Linked DNA regions of Mus musculus: region 2 is linked to region 1. A link is a loop called in an ENCODE intact Hi-C map of the cell type or tissue named here. Cell type or tissue: left cerebral cortex. All regions are shown on one strand. Each heading gives the region's core, and the rest is flanking DNA. Links, peaks and the distances in the headings are about the cores only. Region 1 has its middle 35 kb from the start of Gm38995. Region 2 overlaps Gm36722.

Region 1 (2,914 bases), core at 288-2,787:
ACATAGTGGAGCATGTGTTCTTATTACCAGTTGGGGCATCTTCTGGATATATGCCCAGGAGAGGTATTGCTGGTTCTTCTGGTAGTATTATGTCCAATTTTTTGAGGAACCTCCAAACTGACTTCCAGAGTGGTTGTACAAGCTTGCAATCCCACCAGCAATGGAGGAGTGTTCCTCTTTCTCCACATCCTCGCCAGCATCTGTTGTCACCTGAATTTTTGATCTTAGCCATTCTGACTGGTGTGGGGTAGACTCAACAACTCGGTGTTGTTTTGATTTGCATTTCCCTGATGATTAAGGATGTTGAACATTTTTTTTCAGGTGCTTCTCAGTCATTTGGTATTCCTCAGTTGAGAATTCTTTGTTTAGCTCTGTACCCCATTTTTAATGGGGTTATTTGAATTTCTGGAGTCCAGCTTCTTGAGCTCTTTGTATATATTGTATATTAGTCCCCTGTCAGATTTAGGATAGGTAAAAATCCTTTCCCAATCTGTTGGTGGCCTTTTTGTCTTATTGACAGTGTCTTTTGCCTTACAGAGCTTTGCAATTTTATGAGGTCCCATTTGTCAATTCTTGATCATACAGCACAAGCCATTGCTGTTCTGTTTAGGAATTTTTCCCCTGTGCCCATATCTTCGAGGCTTTTCCCCACTTTCTTCTCTATTAATTTCAGTGTAAGAGTGAAGGTTTTCCAGAGGAGGGAGCCATGCAGCATTCGGGGCAAAGGGATCTCATTGGCCTCACAGCATTTTGTGTCGTGGGCTTAGACACCTGCCATTAAATCTTCACATGTCAGAGCTTCCTTTGATCACAAAGATTGTCAGGAGATTCTCACCATATTATGGGTATAAGATGCATCAAAACAAACAAGCCTTAAATTTGGGGTAAGCTCAGACACTCATCTGGAATTGGAACCAGATAAGAGAAAGCAAGAAGCTACAAATGTTGTAACAATGCAGCTCACAAGCTGTGGAGGTAGACGTCTTGGTTGGTAAAGCACTTGCTATACAACAACGTGAGTTCAGATCCTTGGAACTAATTTAGAAAATGAGATACACTGGCTGCATCTGTAATACCAGTATTCTCAGAGGGAGGTGGAGACAGGGACAATGGCTTGGAAGCTCGTGGGTCACCTAGCCTGAAGTATACAACACAGTGGTGGGAATGAGAAACCCAGCTTCCAAACACGGTGGACAGCAGAACCAACTCCAAAAAAAAGCTATCTTTTGACTGCCATATGAATGGTGTATCATGTGTGAGCCTAAACATGTATGCATGAACACTTGTAGCACACATGCGTGCATACATACATACACACAGAGAACTGGAGTCTAGAGCTGTCCATGGCACCATCTGCCTCAGCCCTTCCTACTACTTGGCTTCCTTCTACTTGGGAGCTGTGGCCTGGCTCACTGATGTCCTCCCACCCACCTCCTTCCTCTGGCTTCCCTTCCCATCCTTATTCCAACCTCCCCTGTGAATGTCGAGGAGAGAAGCCAAGGTCCGTACGTAATTATCATAGTGTCACCCTTAGCTACTAACTGGTGGCATCTCCTGCCCAGATGGGAGTCTCATACCCTCTAGTGGGGAGCTGTAAAATGATGGGAGATGAGCTGGCCGCCATGGACAAGGCTGGCTGAGCCAGAGATGACGAATGAGTGGGTGCACATTAGAGTGTCGCCTTCTCCCCAGATCCTAACACACTTACCCTGAAGCAAGTCACCCTGGAGCCCTGGTCATGCTTAGACTTCCAGGAAGCTAGAGTAAGATTTTTACTTAAATTAATGCCTGTTGCCAAGCACAAGCACAATGGTGAGCATGTGGGCAAGCCTTTCTGATATCATCTGCCCTTTTCCTCCCATGGAGACAAATATCTTTCCCTAATCAGGAACCCAGGATCACAAACCCGTGTGTGTGTGTGTGTGTGTGTGTGTGTGTGTGTATGTAAGATGATCAAGCTATGAGCACAACAGATGACCAGGGTCATGTTCTTCCCCTCTGTTACTTGCTTCAGAGGACATCCTGAGCATGTGGGTCATAGGATAGGTCCCTACTGTGAATTTCACAGTGCTTGGTGACCTAAACTCAGAAATAGAACGTGGGGTTTCCTCATTCGTGCTGGCAGATGGTATGACCCCCCAGTGTCAAACCATCTCCCAGTTTCCAGAAGGGTGGCAAACTCAGCTGGAAGCCTTACCTCTCATCCCCCTGTGACATTTACCAAGCTGATGCCAGAAAAAGAAAGCAAAAAGTCAGAGGTATTTTTGCTAGAAAGAGAAACCACATTCTCTGATCCCAATTGTTTATTGGGGACTTAAAAATATAAGTTTTCTTTTTAAAGGACCCAACAAAATAAATCGAATAAAGTAAAATAAAATTCAACAAGGAAGCACTTGAGAGTTAATGTCATAAACTCTCCTTTGACAAGTGGCTTTCCATCACTGAACAGCTCCATCGATGGCCTCGGGATGGTGGCCCAACCGTCAGCTGGCAGATGAGGGACGGTTCTGCTTGTCAGGAAGCCAGCAGATTGCCCTGCAGTTGTTTGTAATGACAGGCGACAAAGAATGGCTGTCCAGGGTGATCTCTTGCTTTATGAGCTCAGCAGTGGGTATCTAGGGACTTCCTATAGCACCCTGGGCAAAATGTTCCCACCTGCACGGTCCCTTAAGGCCATACTCTGTCTCACAATTTACACCCCAGGCCTGTTCATTGACTGTCATCCAAGTTACAATAAATATCGTAGTAAAGATTGTGAATCCTCTGTCCTTGTGATTCACCACATGCCCTGTGCTGAGATTTCTGTCTTTTTATTGTCACACTGAAACCTTTCCAATCATATTTTTTTTACATTTGATCTTGATTGTCTTAAAAAATTAATCAGACACATGTTCACTATGTTTTTTATCCAACT
Region 2 (2,914 bases), core at 191-2,690, 550 kb before region 1:
TTCCTTGTGGGAATTCTGACCAAGCATGCAAGCTAGCAGTAAGAGAAAATGTCCTTTTATATCTGGACCAAACTTGGCTACCAGCTGTGTTACATTATGCATCCCCCCACTGGGCCGAAGATCAAAATCTCCTCTCTTTGGCTAACACCCCTTAAGACCCTGAATGACAGAAACAGCCCATGCATTAGTCACCTCGTGTTGGACATGCAGATAAAACCTGCTAAGTGATCCAAAATCAAAATCAACTCTCTCCCATATTTGTATCGGCAACTAATATTTTTCCTTGGGTTAGCCTACAGCTCAGGTTAGCCCCACATTCTGAATCCTCCTACCTTAGATTTCAGAGTGCTGGGATTGTAAACTGTAAGACAGCAAGCCGAGACTATTGCTTGGTGTCCTTACAGTTCTCGAGCCAGCCTGGAGCCAGGCTCTGCTAGGCTCTGACCCTCCCAGAGAGCCTCCTTGGTTGGTGGCCAGGAAGGACAGCTGTAGTTAACTGACTTCTGCTTAGCATGTCGAGGGGAGAAATGCTTAAGGGGACTCATGCCACTTCTTAAAGACCCTTGTGGCCTGGAGAAAGAGCTGGGAATTAAGCGTTGTCTAGGGCAACTAGGCCCATCTCTAAGCCTTGTGATGGGAGAGGGGTGAGAGTGCTTATCATTCCATAGCAGACTACAGAAACAGTACTACCCTTCAGGCTAAGGCTGGCACACAGTAGGAAGGCACTGCAGAGAGACCCCCATACATTCGTATGAACTGAGTCAGGTCTCCCACGCGGGAGCCAGACCAGAAGATGGGCTCGCTAGGTTCCTGAGAAGACCAAGAGTCCCTGGCCACCAGTGGTACCCCTATTTAAAAGCTAGTTCCCTTTATATCCTCTGGCATATCCCATGTAGGGTTTCCATTTACTGACTAGTAATTTATAAGTTCCCATTTGTACATACTCAGAGTGCTGCCTTGAGCCTGGGTGCTTTCTCCCTTAATATCCCTGACCAGATGAGTTCTGCCTGCTGAGGCTCCTACCAAGATCTAGGCAGAGCCTGTGTCTCCACTCCCAGGAGCAAAGCCACAGTTGGTGTCCTGTGAAATCTCAGGCCTGATGAAAGTTGAGAGTCTAACATAGCTCTAAACTAGGTTACCTTCCCTACCTGTTGGTATGGAATCTTTCCCCTCATGGCAGCTTAGATCTATCTGCTCCAGAATTTTAGTATTGGGAAGACTGCTGTGGTCAGAGGGCCAACACAGCAACCATATTATTAGAAAGGGTCTAGGGCTCCCCTAAATTGCTGAGTCTCTATCTGATTCTGCAATCCTGCTGATTTAAGTGCAAGAGAGATAGAGGCTCTAAGACATTCCTAATCCACTTGGCCAACCCTAATGCCTTCCAGTGCCCAAGAGCACCTGTAGAGTGTTACCTCCCTTCCCCCCAAACTCTCCCACCCTCCTCTCCCAGAAGGGCCACGCTTTGTCCCGCCTCTGGGGGGCGCTAAAGGAGAGGTGGCAAGGCCAGTTTCTGCTCCTGCTCAAAGGGGGAGCCCCAGGGACTTCACCACACTCCCACCCCCCGCGTGCCTAATTTGAATATTTCATTGGCTGCCGCCAGTCTGGTCAATTTATCATGCAAATGCGGGTGCCCTCCGCGCCAGAGAGGAGCCACCGCCCGCGCTGGAGAGCGGCGCCCGATTGGTGGCGCAGACAGCGGCATTTGTAATGTTTTTCTTTGGGCATTAGAGTCATTTACCAATGCCATCGCGGGAACTCTAGGCAGTGCATCACAAGCCACTTAAAGGGTTTTATTGGCAGCTTTGAAACTTCTTAACATGTTCTTTTGTTTTAAACCAGGTGTCGACCAGAGGCTGACCTTTTTCTCACCCTCTCCCCTCCACCCCAAAAGCCAGGAACCTCGCAAACTGCTTAGTTCCCTCAGAAATAGTGCATAGGGTGGTGCACTTGGGAAGAAAACAAAACAAAACTCATAGATTCAAAAGGAATGCCCTGAGAATTTTTATGACGGTCAAGGAATGACTCTTCGAAAGAGAGAACAGAGCAGAAAAACAGAAAGGGAAAAAGAAGGAAGAACGCTCAAGAGACAGAAGGCAAACAACAGCTAAGACAAAATTTAGTAAGAGCGTCTGTGCAGGGTGTTCGTAGATCTTTAGTTCTTCTAGGTAGAAGAGCCCTGGGGCCAGATACCACTTGCATACGCGCCGCCTCATACCCCATGACCTTCTAGCACCCAAAGGTCCAAATACAAGTGATATTTACTAAGTTTCAAAACAGATACAAGAGAAAAGAATAAAGCTCCTTGCCCCTCTTTACCTGCCCCCATTCAGTGCTGCGTTTGGTCTTCCCTGTTTGGGAAGTGGGAACAGTCACAACACCATCTTGAGTTAGACAGAAGAGAGGAGCGATGTAGGAAGAGAGAAAGGGGAATGAGATTTATCGTGGTCTGGGAACTCCCCTATCCAGTTATTGAGGTCATCTTGTTAGGAAGGTGGGCTCTATTTGGTCCTCAATGACGCAGTGTTTTGACTGATGGGACCTTGTCCCCCCTTTATTCGAAGAGCGGAAGAACTAAAGAGCCGAGTTCACACCAGCACCGGGTCACTAACATCCGCGAGCTCCCGCCACCGCGCGGGAGCAGGTGGGCATCTCCCACATCCCCATCAGCAAAGAAGTAGCCATTCCTGGCCAGGGGCGAGTCTCACTCTTGGCCAAGGGTGAGTCTCTACGTGGCCAGCATCAGCTATCTTGAATATAGGTTTTGTTTGGTTTTTAAATGTCCAAATGGTTTCTATAAATATATTTCACTCAGTGGAGTTGGAGCGAGAGCATGCAATGATGTAGGGGGGATTTGGAGAAAATTCTCCCTTAGAACCCAAGTCCGAAGGTAGGAGTCTGACCAAAGGGCATT

Evidence for each region. Peaks named below come from ENCODE experiments on the same cell type or tissue, not always from the same donor. Only the 100,000 strongest peaks of a DNase experiment are listed, where the experiment ranks them.
Region 2: a loop joins it to region 1, with 1.8 times the contacts of the local background. A loop is called at or near these places in 2 of 42 quality-filtered maps.

What each region holds. Positions count from the first base shown.
Region 1 is chr7:37,239,478-37,242,391 of GRCm38, forward strand. No RefSeq gene overlaps it. Among named protein-coding and RNA genes, the nearest start is that of Gm38995, 35 kb to the left of the region's middle. In left cerebral cortex, for the core only: a CTCF peak has its summit at 1,586 (motif pointing left); a DNase peak (open chromatin) is centred at 1,565.
Region 2 is chr7:36,689,141-36,692,054 of GRCm38, forward strand. All of the region lies in intron 1 of Gm36722, which reads right to left. Among named protein-coding and RNA genes, the nearest start is that of Tshz3, 7.5 kb to the right of the region's middle. In left cerebral cortex, for the core only: a CTCF peak has its summit at 1,476 (motif pointing right); a DNase peak (open chromatin) is centred at 1,586; H3K4me3 peaks cover 1,080 bases; H3K27ac peaks cover 503 bases.